2 separate regions of the Homo sapiens genome follow, and region 2 is linked to region 1. The links are chromatin contacts, found by Hi-C or POLR2A ChIA-PET in ENCODE. All regions are on one chromosome and are shown on one strand. Each heading gives the region's core, a stretch centred on a gene start or an enhancer-like site at or near the end of the contact. The rest is flanking DNA. Distances are from core to core; before and after follow the strand shown. Region 1 holds the start of MRPL45 (mitochondrial ribosomal protein L45). Region 2 has its middle 11 kb from the start of ARHGAP23.

Region 1 (6,452 bases), core at 1,461-3,960:
TCAGGAGTTTGAGACCATCCCGGCCAACATGGTGAAACCCCATCTCTACTAAAAATACAAAAAATTAGCTGGGCGTGGTGGTGGGCACCTGTAATCCCAGTTACTTGGGAGGCTGAGGCAGGAGAATCACTTGAACCCGAGAGATGGAGGTTGCAGCGAGCCAAGATTGCGCTATCGCATTCCATCCTGGCTGACGAGTGAAAACTGTCTCAAGAGAAAAAAAAAATCATGTTTTATTTTCTAGGGATTAGAGTAGGTGGACAGGAGTCTGTTAAATAATCAGATATAGCTTATTTAAATGCTTAATAACATATATTCTATTTTTTTCTTTTTTCTTGTTTCCCTATGCTTCTATAGGCACTGAATAGCTCTGTTGCCCAGGCTGGAGTGCAGTGGTGGGATCTTGGCTTACTGCAACCTCTGCCTCCTGGACTTAAGCCATCCTCCCACCTCAGCCTCCCCAGTAGCTGGGGCCACCATGCCCAGCTATTTTTTTTTTTTTTTTTTTTTGAGACGGAGTCTTGCTCTGTCGCTCAGGCTGGAGTTCAGTGGCACAATCTCGGCTCACTGCAAGCTCCGCCTCCCAGGTTCACTCCATTCTCCTGTCTCAGCCTCTGGAGTAGCTGGGACTACAGGCGTCTGCCACCATGCCCGGCTAATTTTTTTTGTATTTTTAGTAGAGACGGGGTTTCACCATGTTAGCCAGGATGGTCTCAATCTCCTGACCTCGTGATTCGCCTGCCTCGGCCTCCCAAAGTGCAGGGATTACAGGTGTGAGCCACCGCACCCGGCCTAATTTTTTAATTTTTTTGTAGAGATAGGGTTTTGCCATATTGGGCAGGCTGGTCTTGAACTCCTGGACTCAAGGGATCTAACCCACTTCCGCCTCTCAAAGTGCTGGGATTACAAGTGTGAGCCACCCCACACGACCCCACATACTCTTCAACACATACATACAGCACTAATTTCATGTCACTATTAATGTGTCGTGCTATAGGTTCAATACTGTGGCTGGAACTTGTAGGGAAATACTTACCACATAAGAATGTACGATATAGCTGCGAAGTCAAGCTTTAAAAAACGCCTGTAATCCTTGCACTTTGGGAGGCCGAGGTGGGCGGATTGCCGGAGCTCAGGAGTTGGAGACCAGCCTGGGCAACACGGTGAAACCTCGTCTCTACTAAACTAGAAAAAATTAGCCGGGCATGGCAGCGTGCACCTGTAATCCCAGTTACTCTGGCGGCTGAGGCAGGAGAATCGCTTGAACCTGGGAGGCAGAGGTTGCAGTGAGCCGAGATTGTGCCACCGCACTCCAGCCTGGGTGACAGAGTGAGACTCCGTCTCCAAAAACAACAACAACACGTGATCTCCAAACCCAAAAGTAATCTTTCAGTTCTTCTGATAGTCCCCAGCACTTTGCTTCGACCTTTGTAGCAATTCTACTTCAGCCTGAAATTTCTTGTATGTACAGCCTGTAGCTCCTAACTTATTGCAAAATATTGTAGATGAGAACTCTGTAAGCTGTAATTGGCAGAATAATAACCAACGGCTAAGTGTGGAAAGTGTCTGCCTTTCAGCAACGTTTACACTACTGAATTTACCAGGGTGATCCCAACATCACGAATCCTTTAACAACTTAACATGAAGCAGCACGTAGCAGTTACCTGCATGGGTTCTGGAATTAGACTGCTTAGATTCAAATCTCGGTTCTGCCAGTTATCATCTATCTAACCTTAAGTAAATTACGTAATTGCTCTGTGACTCCTTTCCGAAATGACAAATCACAAATGTTTTTGTCAATTCACGTGTCTTCTGCTTTAGTAAACATAGTAGAAGACAGTAGTCAATCTCTTTTTTTGTTTTTTTTTGAGACAAAGTCTTTCTCTGTCACCGACGCTGGAGTGCAGTGGCGGGATCTCGGATCACTGCAGCCTCCGCCTCCTGTGTTCGAGGGATTCTCCTGCCTTAGCCTCCCAAGTAGCTCAGACTACAGCCGCCTGCCACCAAGCCCGGCGCTCTCTTGCTGGCGCATGACAACCGTGCGTTCCACCCTACGACTAATTTTTTTTTTTTTTTTTTAGACGGAGTCTAGCTCTGGCTGGAGTCAGTGGCGCGATCTCGGCTCACTGCAACCTCTGCCTCCTGGGTTCAAGCGATTCTCCTGCCTCAGCCTTACAAGCAGCTGGGACTACAGGCGTGTGCCACCACGCCCGGCTAATTTTTGTATTTTTAGTAGAGACGGGGTTTCGTCATTTTGGCCAGGCTGGTCTCGAACTCCTGACTTCAGGTGATCCACCGGTCTCGGCCTCCCAAAGTGCTGGGATTACAGGCGTGAGCCACCGCGCCCGGCCTCCTTTTCCTTTTTTAACTAATGGAATAAACGGCAATGTGCCAAGCATACAGCAATGCCCATTCCCCGGCCTTCAGAAAGCCTCGGGCGCAGGCGCAGCTCGCGTTCAAGCGCTCTCTCGCTGGCGGGGGACAACAGTTCGTTCCACCCTACGCCCAACGTTGTCTCCCTGCGCACGCGCGGCCGTACTCCGCCCTCCTTACTCCACCCTCCCCCACTCCCGCGAGCACGTGCGCGTCCTCGCTGCTCACATTTCGGCGGAGGGCGCGCTCCCTGGAAAATTCCACTCCTGTGCTAGCTCCACCCTATGCGGCTTTTCTCCTACCCGACGCTCTTCACTCTCAGCTCCCTTCCCGGCGGCCTTTGCGGGAACAAGATGGCAGCCCCCATACCTCAAGGGTTCTCTTGTTTATCGAGGTTTTTGGGCTGGTGGTCTCGGCAGGTGGGTAGGGACGGGGCCGATAGGACCCTAGGGGCTACAGGAGAGGACAGAGTCGAGGGAAATACTCTCTGTGCAATTGTCCTTGGTGAGCTGGGACAATACGAGTCATACCTAGGCCGGGGAAGAGGCTTAGGTGGACAGGACCTAGCTGCGGAGCTCAGTGGTCGAATGGGGATAGCCTAGACAGGGCCATGAGAGCGAGTGAATTAACGGATATTAAGTTTTTCCGGATTGGTTTGGGTCTGTCTGGCGAGGAGATATTAAAGGAGAGACAAGTAATGGGTTGGAAGGTGGACTCCCTAATCTTCGATTCTTATAAGTGAACTACGTTGAAGAGTAGCCGAAAATGAGGGCGTCCCATATTGTCACTGCCCCGTCTGAGCAAACCTCATGATCAGAGAGAAAAGATCTCCTGATCTTTCGAGGGTTTATTGGTCAGTTGGGTGCTAAAACGACAGAATAAAGTTTACAGCGAGACTCCCGATAGGATGAGCAAAATATCACGAGTACATATGGAGCAGATGCCTACAAGAGGACTTTGCTTATGCTTTAAGCATAGCATTCAGGGCCCGGCGCGGTGGTTCACACTTGTAATCCCAGCACTTTGAAAGTCCGAGGCAGAAGGATGGCTTGAGCCCAGGAGTTCGAAATGAGCCTGGGCAACATATAAGACCTGGTCTTTACAAAAAAATTTTAAAATTAGCCAGATGCGATGGCGCACTCCTTAGTCCCAGCTACTTGGGAGGCTGCGGTGGGAGGATAGCTAGAGCCCAGGAGGTCAAGGCTGCAGTGAACCGTGATCGTGCCATCGCACTCTAGGCTAGCGATCTGCCTCAAAAAATAATAAAGAATAGTATTCTGCCCATTTCAGTATTGAGTTGGTGTTTCCCCATCACCATCAGTTTTTGAAACTTGCTTTGATCAACTCAGTATCCGTAGGAGTTAGCATAGTCCTGTACTGTGGGAAGTTCTAAAGGAAAGCCTTTAGTAAATGTGATGTTAATAAAGGTTGCTAACTGTCTTCTATTTAGAGACACCCATAAGTATTAAGGTCCTAATGCATTTTTTCCCTGTGATATTGTTTTATAATTGTTCCTGAAGCATTCTTTGGATATTCCCTCTCTATAGTGCTTTGCTTAGAGTTTGTAAAAGATAGTAGATCTTTTTTCTAGGTTCCTAACCTTTCCTTTACCTTCCAGCCAGTTCTGGTGACTCAGTCCGCAGCTATAGTTCCAGTAAGAACTAAAAAACGTTTCACACCTCCTATTTATCAACCTAAATTTAAAACAGAAAAGGAGTTTATGCAACATGCCCGGAAAGCAGGATTGGTTATTCCTCCAGAAAAATCGGACCGTTCCATACATCTGGCCTGTACAGGTGAGGTATTTCTGGGACCCTGACCTGGGATCCTTCTGTCAGAGATCTTCTGGAACTTGGGATGACTTGGACTATGATTGATAATATTTAATTAAGCACGAAGTCAGTTCAACCTCAATAATGATTAACCTTATATACACTATATATCATGAAGTTGTTCTTTGAACTTACTTTCACACTGTCCCTAGAAGGCAAGAGTGAAATTTCTCCATTTTGTGGAAGTAGAAACTGAGGCTCTGAGAGAAGACTTAAATCTTTCTGGCTTTTTTTGTTTTGTTTTGTTTTGTTTTTTGAGACAGAGTCTCGTTCTGTCGCCCAGTGGCACAATCTGGGCTCACTGCAACCTCTGCCCCCCTGGGTTCAAGCGATTCTCCTACCTCAGCCTTCCAAGTAGCTGGGATTACAGGCACCTGCCACCATGCCCGGCTAATTTTTGTATTTTTAGTAGAGATGGGGTTTCACCATCTTGGCCAGGCTGGTCTTGAATTCCTGACTTTGTGATCCGCCCGCCTCGGCCTCCCAAAGTACTGGGATTACAGGTGTGAGCCACTGTGCCCGGCCTTGTTTTGTTTTTTTCTAGTGTAACATAGTTCTCTCTACATGGAAGTCTGTTTCATTAGTCTACTTCATATCCACAATCCTTCCCAATTTTACATTACTTCAATTTTATGAGTTTTTCTCAATCTTTCAACACTTTCTTAATTTTTTTCTTCCTTTATTACAGCTGGTATATTTGATGCCTATGTTCCTCCTGAGGGTGATGCACGCATATCATCTCTTTCAAAGGAGGGACTGATAGAGAGAACTGAACGAATGAAGAAGACTATGGCATCACAAGTGTCGTAGGTGTCTGAGACAATTGGGTATTGGTATTAGAATAACAATTTTTTGTTGCTACTTTATCCCAAAGAGACCTTTTTGGGTTAATTGGGTTGGGTGTCATTCTCTTAATAACATGATGGTATTTTCTCCTTTGTACTAGAGTCTGTATTTAATGCAGAATAATGTGGGCTTCCTGATTCTCAGCATCCCTGCCTTTATTGGTAATTTTTGTCATATCAGTTAGGGAGTTGACTTTGGAGTGTATAGGATCCTTTTTTAATCATATATTTAATTTTTTTTTTTTTGAGATGGAGTTTCGCTCTTGTTGCCCAGACTAGAATGCAATGGCACGATCTTGGCTCACCGCAACCTCCGCCTCCTGGATTCAAATGATCCTCCTGCCTCAGCCTCCTGAGTAGCTGGGATTACAGGCATGTGCCACCATGCCCGGCTAATTTTGTATTTTTAGTAGAGATGTGGTTTCTCCATGTTGGTCTGTTGGTCAGGCTGGTCTTGAACTCCTGACCTCAGGAGGCCCGCCTTGGCCTCCCAAAGTGCTGGGATTACAGGTGAGAGCCACCACGCCCAGCCCTTTATTTATTTATTTATTTATTTATTTTGAGACGGAGTTTCACTCTTAACTCACTGCAACCTCTGCCTCCCGGGTTCAAGAGATTCTCCTGCCTCAGCCTCCCGAGTAGCTGGACTACAGACGCATGCCACCACGCCCAGCTAATTTTTGTATTTTTAGTAAAGACGGGGTTTCACCATGTTGGCCAAGATGGTCTCGATCTCTTGACCTCGTGATCCACCCACCTCAGCCTCCTGAAGTGCTGGGATTACAGGCGTGAGCCACTGCGCCCAGCCGACCTGGCTAATTTTTAAAAGAAATTTTTGTAGAGACGGGTTATCACTATGTTGCCCAGGCTGGTCTCGAACTCCTGGGCTCAAGCAGTCCTCCCACCTCAGCCTCCCAAAATTCTGGGATTACAGGTGTGACCCGTCACACCCAGCCAGTCTAGCTCTGACTGTATCTATCTTTTTTTTTAAATTTGTACTGTTCATTGCAGAGCAGGGCTACCCCATAGGCCACTGTGCCCAGAGTAGCCGCTGTCACTATATGTAAATCATGTATAGGTTTATGTGCATAAGTATATTGAGTCAGTATGAATTCTTCACATGGCCATGACTTATTTCTCTACATATAGATTTTATTGGCTGGGTGCGGTGGCTCACGTCTGTAATCCCAGCACTTTGGGAGGCTGAGGTGGGCGGATCACCTGAGGTCAGGAATCGAAAACCAGCCCGACCAACATGGAGAAACCTCATCTCTACTAAAAATGCAAAATTAGCCGGGCGTGGTGGCACATGCCTGTAATCCCAGCTACTCAGGAGGCTGAGGCAGGAGAATCGCTTGAACCCGGGAGGCGGAGGTTGCGGTGAGCCGAGATCGTGCCATTG
Region 2 (7,194 bases), core at 882-3,381, 120 kb after region 1:
TTTGTGAGCTTGAATCACTTAGACAACATTTTCACATCTCACTCCCAAGACTAAGACACCCTCCTAGAATCTCAAGGGGTTGTGGGGGAGAGCGGTGGTGAGGATAGCAGATGAGACATCTCAGGGGCATCCACGGGCTCTTCGCTTCCTCCCATGCTCCTGCCTGCCTGTTAAGACTCCTGGGGAGGGCCTGGCCCAGGATTTGCTGACCCAAGTTTGAGTCCCGGCTCTACTGCCTGCTCGTTTTGTGATCTTGGGCACTTTATGCTTTTTTGGTCTGTTTCCTCCTGAGTTTTATTTCCTACCTCATGTGTGAGTAAATGAGACATGTGTGTAAAATGCCTGGTACATCTTGAGCACTTAATAAATATCCACAAAAGCCTGCGCGACATAGCAAGACCCTGTCTTCATAAACAGTAAAAAATTAGCTGGGCATGGTGGCGTGCGCCTGTAGTTTCAGCTACTCAGGAGGCTGAGGTGAGAGGATCGCTTGAGCCTGGAAGGTCCAGGCTACAGTGAATGGTGATGGTGCCATTGCACTCCAGCCTGGGCAACACAGCGAGACTCTGTCTCAAATGTGTGTCATCTCTCTCTCTCTCTCTCTCGGCACTGATTATGATCATTATTATTATTATTATTATTTTTGAGACAGGGTATCTCTCTGTCACCCCGGCTGGATTGCAGTGGCAAGATCTCAGCTCACTGCAACCTCTGCCTCCTGGGTTCAATTCTCCTGCCTCAGTCTCCTGAGTAGCTGGGATTATAGGCGTCTGCCACCACGCCTGGCTAATTTTTGTATTTTTCGTAGAGACTAGGTTTCACCATGTTGGCCAGGCTGGTCTCGAACTCCTGACCTCAGGTGATCCGTCTGCCTCAACCTTCCAAAGTGCTGGGATTACAGGCGTGAGCCACCGTTCCTGGCCCCATGATCATTATTATTAGCGGGCTTTTTTTTTTTTTTTTTTTTTTTTTTTGCTGGGAGAGGGAAAGAGTCTCGCCCATCACCCAGGCTGGAGTGCAACAGCGCTATTGTAGCTCACTACAACTTCAAACTTCTGGGCTCAAGCCATCCTCCCACCTCGGCCTCCCAAAGTGCTGGGATTACAGGCGTGAGCCACTGTGCCCGGCCCTGTTAGCAGTATTTTGAAAACTAGGATTGAGATTCTTTTTGCCAAAGGCAGAGGAAGAATGAAAAGCTCCTCTTACCGGAGGCCGCAGAGGAGCGGGCTGTAGGGAAAAAGAGAGGAGGGAGCTTCCAGGTGGGGAAGGGCCCGGAGGCTGCTGGTGGCCGCGGGCAGAGCTGGGTGAGTCATTGGGCTTCTCCTGCCACCTAGTGGCTCCTCAGGGCTAAGCCACCCTGCTGTTCCCTCAGGTCCCCTCGGTGGTGGTGGGGTGAGGCCGCACTTAAATATTCCTAAACACGGTGTCTCCAGTCCTCTTCTGTTAGCCCATTAAACGCCCTGCCCTTTCAGGGACCCTGGCCCATGAGGCATCCCTCACCTGGCCCTGGTGTGTGGGACACGACCCCCTCCTCCAGGTGGAGGGAGAGCGAGAAGCCTTTGTTCTCCTGGCTCCGGGGCAGAGTTGGGGGGCCGAGGCGGACACCTGGGGACGGTGGATGCCACGTTCATGCACCCCGCCCCCGCTTGCTTGATGGCTGCTCATGGGAGAGACTGGGGCCCGGGACCATGTCCGTGTCTGCTGCGGGTTCTAGTTAATTCTATAAATAGGCACTATTTTGTGCAGGGTCCGGGTTAGGGCTCTCCTGAACCTTCCCATCTCACCTTCTCGGAGGACTTTGCCTTTTTGTCTCCAGTATGGAGAGGGTGCGGACAGAGACCGGCCGCCCGAGGCCTGAGAGCCGGATGGGGCCTCTCCTCATGCCCCTCCCTCTGAGGAGGCTGCCTGGAGTGATGGCCTGGTTGCATCATGCCCTACTCCTGCCTATTAGGTGGCTGTGACTACTGGGGAGGGGTCTGGCCCTGGGTGAGGGGCTTCAGGAGGAGGCTGAGGGTCCTCATGAAGGGGCCACACGTTGGCTGTGAATCAAGGTCAGGCGTCCTGCCCTGCTGCCCACTGCCCTCCCCGCCCCTGACACCCACTTCTCTCTCGGGGCCCTGCAGCCTCAGCTGCACCAGGCCAGGATTGCATCATTCTTGGCTTTGTTCTCAGAGCAGCAGGTGCAGGAGTGGGGCCTGCCACCCGCCGCCCCCCTCCTTCCCTCTCATCTCCTTCCACTCCCTCCTGGGTAATCCCCCTCCTTCCTCCCTTCCTAGGCCCATGGCACCCCGGGAGTTGTCTGCCTTACCCGTGGCTCTTAGCTCCCTTTCTACCTTCTCCCTGTTCCCCAGGGAGCCCTGGAGGCTACCGAGGTGGAAGGAAGTAGACTGGGGGGCAGGGATGAGCACCAGGCTGGAAACCGCCATTCTTCACCTCTAGCCCCCAACTGGCTGAAAGCAGGTGCCACCCGCAAAGGGAACACCCGGTTGTAGCCAGGGTATAGCCTCCTAGAATTTGGGGACAAGGTCAGAAATCGTCACCTGCTGAACTAAAACTAATAATAATCAACATAAAATGAATTAATTCAGCCCTTTGTAGAAGGCACTTAACTTTTTTTTTTTTTTTTTTTTTTGTGAGATGGAGTCTCGCTCTGTCACCCAGGCTGGACTGCAGTGGCACAATCTCGGCTCACTGCAACCTCCGCCTCCCAGGTTCAAGAATTTCTCCTGCCTCAGCCTCCCTAGTAGCTGGGATTATAGGCATGTGCCATCACGCCCAGCTAATTTTTTGTAATTTTGGTGGAGACGGGGTTTCACCTTGTTGGCCAGGCTAGTCTCGAACTCCTGGCCTCAGGTGATCCGCTAGCCTCGGCCTCCCAAAGTGCTGGGATTACAGGCGTGAGCCACCACACCCTGCCGGTGCTTAACTTTTATTGATCACTTCTGTGCCCACCAGTAGACCGAGCATTTTAGACTCACATTCTCATGTCATCTTTCAACAGCTCTGTGAGGTGGTGCGGTTAGCATGTCTGGTTTACAGATAAGGGAGCTGCAGGGCAGAGAGGTCAGAACACTTGCCCAAGACTGCGCGAATATTAAATGGCAGGTCTGGGAGGTGAGTCCTGGTCTGCCTCCCTCTTGAAGCCTCTGGAAGAGATGGTTGGAAAATTCGATGCTGACCCACCCGGAACATTTTTTTTAAACCCCTAAAAGATTGTTTTTGGCCAAGACACTCATCAAGAGATAAGTATCTTATTTTAACTTTATCAAAGAGATAGAATAAATAACAAATATCCATGGAAGCCTGGGCTACATACTGAGACCCCGTCTCTAAAAAAATAAAAAATTAGCCAGGCATGGTGGCATGCACTTGTAGTCCCTGCTGCTCAGGCTGAGGTGGGAGGATCATTTGAGCCTGGGAGGTGGAGGCAGCAGTAAGTGGTGATTGCACCACTGCACTCCAGCCTGGGCTCATATCAAATGAGCCCTGCCCCTCTCCACACTGCTGTACCTCTGAGGCAACATTGTTGCTGAAGGTTCTGGTCCCTGTGGGATGTAGAAGAAGAGAAGCACTGGGGGATCCAGCCTGCCAGGGAGGAGGGAGGACTGGGGGACTGCACTTGTGGACCCTGCAGGCTGGCACAGAGACTGTGGGTGGTACTATCCCTTCCTTATTCAGGAACTCTGCTTGTGAATCTTCCTGCAGTGTTCAAGGTGTGTTGATAAGATAGCATTGGGTTTAGCAATCTAGCCACCATGACTTTGGCTAGTAGGAGTTTACTCCTGAGAGCCAGATTAGCATCTCTGAGGACAGACAGTCCCTGATCTTGCAAAGCCCAACACCAGACCCTAGGCCTGGCCAAGCAACAGCTATTTGAAGGCCCAGCATGGGTGGCTACCGCCGCCACCACCTTCTTGTTCTCACTTCCTCAGCACTGAAAGAGAACCTGAGGGAAACCAACTGGAGAGAATGGAGCCTGGCTTCCACAGCCAGGGCCCTGCTACACCACAGCCCGGGAGAGTGCGGCTCAGGGCGAGGGGCAGGCTTGCTGGCTGACACTCTTCTCTGTCTCCAGTCTCTTTAGCTCAAGACAGACTCCGTCTGAAGGGACAAAGGGCCCCATTGACCTCATAGCCTTGTGACCCCACCCAAGTCTGTCCCTCCCTCCCCAGGCAGCCAGCAGGGTCCTTGAGTAGCAGACAGGAGCCACAAGGCCGCTGGGAGGGCACTGGCGGGGAAGCCAAGAGAGGCGGCAGCCAGCTGGTCAGGGAAAACTGGGAGTGCGTGGGCAGTGCCCACCAGATTGCCACCAGGGGAGGCCAAGGATGAGGGCTCCGGGTACTCCTGGCTGTAGTCCCAGGAGCAAAGCAGCAAATACCCTGCAGGGCCACAGCATGGGAGGCTGGGGGAGTCCAACTTCAGCCCCAAAATGGGCTGCCCGGAGCTCAGGGCCTCCCTGGCCCACATTCCTGTCTCCCTGCCCCCAACATGCCCCCCACACCCAGCCTATAAAGCCCCCTTTGTCTGAGCCACTGAGGATCTTAACTCTCCCCATCTCAGCTTCCCACCCCCTCTCCCTCATCCTCTGGTGCCTAACAAAGAGGCCAGGGCTCAGTGAGAAGTGGTGAAGCCACCTTCATGCCAGCCTGGGCATTGGCCCAGGGGGTGTGGGCAGCCAGTGCCTGTAAACCAATGCCTCCACCCCACCGCCCACCTCGGGGCAGGTTAATTTCCACCCTTGTCCACTGGGGATTGCGTACCCCTGCCCAGGGCAGCGTGCCCACCTCTCACATGACCATTTATGTGATGCCCCTCTCAGTTTGTCCTGCCCTGTCAGATGCAGAACAGAGGGCAGTGGGTGGTCAGGAGCCACACCTGATGGAGGGTGTCAGAGAGCGAAGGTGTCTTTTTGCCATCTCCTTGGTCTTCACCAGAGTGGGCGGCCCCGCTGCCCACACATTATGTTCTCCAGTAGTATCTGGGGGTTCAGATCCCCCTTCTCTGGGAGTGGATAAACAGATCAGCCCCCTCCTCCTGCTTGGCAAGTGCCAGGAACATGGCTCACTGGGTGGGCAACAGGAATCCCCATCTCTTTTTCCCACACCCAGCCAAGGGCCTCAGAACACCTTCAACTATAGGCTGGACGTCGGCAACAGCTCCCTGTTCCCACAGCGATCTCGAGGTGGGGGTGGCACAGTGTCTCCCTGAGTCCCAGTGCTCTGGGTGTCTCTGGCCTGCTGTCAGTCACCCCCTGCAGCGGGTCGTCAGCTTGGGAGGCAGTTGGTCTGGGATCAACTGGGATCAGCTCTGTTGCCAAGGTGCGGTGAGACCGCTGGCAAGCCACTCTCTGGCCCCTGTAGCATGAGAGTAGGGTCCTTCCGACTCCGATGAGCCTCAGGAATGAGGAAAGCGGCTTCGCTTGCAGGGGTCTCCTCTCCCCTAGCAGCGCCCCCAGGACGGGCAGAACAGGGGGTGCCGGAGCGGGCTAGCCAGGGATGTGCGAGGGTCGGGTGCGCGTTGTGTGTGTGTTCGAGTGTGTGTGCCCCCACGTGCGTGCGTGCGATTGTGCGGTTGCCTGTGAGCGCGTGTGCTCGCCGGTGCGCGGTGCTGCCACGGGCCGGGCGGGGTGAGGAGGGGAGGGGGCGGGCGGAGGGGCGGGGCCGGCGGGGCGGGGCGGTGCGGGGAGGGGGCTCGAGCGCTGACACCAGCCGCTACTTGCGCTTGGCGGTCGCCGGGTGCAGCTGCCCGGACAGGGCGCATGGAGGGGCCGCCTCCCCCTGCGCCCCCCGGGGCCGGCGCGGCGAGGACGGCATAGCAGGGCCCAGCATGGAGCAGGTGAGCGGGCGCCGGGCGTGGGTGCGCGGCCGAGAGGGGAGAGAGAGCTGCGGGCGTTGTGACCCGGCGAGGTGGGCGCGCCGAGCGCCGAGGGCCGCCACCGAGGGAGGGGTTGGGGCATTGGAGCTCCGGGCGGAGCGGGGGCTCTGGGGGAGGGATGGGACTGATGTGACACAGAGCTCACACACACACACACACACACACACACACACACGAGTACTCCCTTATCACTGACACCTAGGAAGGCGTGTGCAGAGGGCACCTCTCTCCCCACCCCCTTTCCAGAAAGAGATCACCCACACGGAGAAACCCCCATCCCCACTTGGTAAGGGTACAGCCCCTGCTCCCTGAACCCAGGCCCAAGGAGGCTACAGACTCTGCAGAATGAAGGAGTGGGTGGGCTCTGTGCCATATGACTACTGGTTCGTTGACCCCCAGTCCCTCCTGGTGGGACCTCAAGATACGCCGGTCCCCTCCCCCTACACATCAAGGGGTTTCTTCCAGCCCGGCTCCCCTCCTTTCCCAGTCACAGCAGCTGCAGCAGCTGCTGCCACCATTTCATGTCAGTGAAAAGATGGGGTGGGCTAAGAGGCTTTCTCCAAATGCACCCCAAAGGCAGAGCTGCAGCCCCAGCCAGGTTTTGGGAGGGGGGTGCTGCCTTCCTTTCACACAGGCTCCATCAGAATACACTGAGTGTGGGCTGGGCTCAGTGGGCGGGGATGAAGACCCCCTCTGGTCAGAGTTCTCATTCCCTGCACGGAGCTCAGCAAATCCCAGACAGGCTGGACCAGTCCCCTTCAGTGAGCAAGGGGCTGTATCCTGACTTGCAGCCCCCTGATCTAAGAGAAGCCAGCAGCCTGATGGGGGGCAGAGCGAGGGGGCTGCTCCAGGGGTTGCCTTACTCCCTTCCCAACCCCCACTTGGGGTGAGGTCTCAGGTGGGGTCTGGAGAGGCGGGATAGGTTTTCTATTTGGGACACACCTTTCAGTGCTCAGCCGCCCTAACTCCCTTCTTTTCCTGGCCCAAGTTCTTTGGGGCTGTTCTGCCTAAAGCAGTGGCTGGGGGCCCTGGCTCTGAGACCCTCCCCTCCAGGCTGAGCACAGGCCCCCTATCACTCTGGCAGAGGGCTTGTGGGTGGCCTGTGATGGTGGTGAGGAGAGGGGTGAGGAGGAGTGGAGGGTGAGGAGTCGGGGGAGGTGGAGTCCGTGGAAGGGGTGACCCTAAGTTCTGGGGGGTTGGAGAGGGGCACTGGGAGGCATAAAGTGCTCTGGGCATCCTCCCTGGGCTGGGTGTGAGTCTGGGGCGGGGCTGTGGCTGGTCCAGTTTCCAGGCCTGTTTGGCATCTTGGGCATTAATTTA

What was found. Hi-C counts contacts between places; a loop is a spot of excess contacts on that map. ChIA-PET counts read pairs that join two places held with the same protein, here RNA polymerase II (POLR2A). Pooled maps may share reads with other maps.
Region 2: a loop to region 1 is called in a pooled map, with 4 times the contacts of the local background. The contact joins the enhancer-like site here to the promoter of MRPL45 in region 1. A Hi-C loop is called at or near these places in 3 of 50 pooled maps. POLR2A ChIA-PET finds 5 or more read pairs at or near these places in 4 of 52 experiments (IMR-90, OCI-LY7 and WTC11).

The regions. Positions count from the first base shown.
Region 1 is chr17:38,294,458-38,300,909 of GRCh38, forward strand. It overlaps MRPL45 (mitochondrial ribosomal protein L45), which reads left to right and starts at 2,711. Exons shown (of 8, transcript NM_032351.6): 1 at 2,711-2,792; 2 at 3,992-4,169; 3 at 4,894-5,011. The coding sequence starts at 2,727. It overlaps LOC105371760 (a long non-coding RNA gene), which reads right to left and starts at 1,148. Exons shown (of 3, transcript XR_934732.2): 1 at 1,037-1,148. RefSeq lists enhancers at 2,047-2,595, 2,596-3,146.
Region 2 is chr17:38,413,565-38,420,758 of GRCh38, forward strand. It overlaps a transcript of ARHGAP23 not described here. Among named protein-coding and RNA genes, the nearest start is that of ARHGAP23, 11 kb to the right of the region's middle. RefSeq lists enhancers at 272-1,206, 1,207-2,142, 2,022-2,316, 2,143-3,077, 4,366-4,915 and 2 more. Within about 2 kb of position 2,132, at least 10 of the 41 ENCODE cell types and tissues checked have a DNase peak (open chromatin) inside an H3K27ac peak, as active enhancers do; they include OCI-LY7, where a contact is called at or near this core.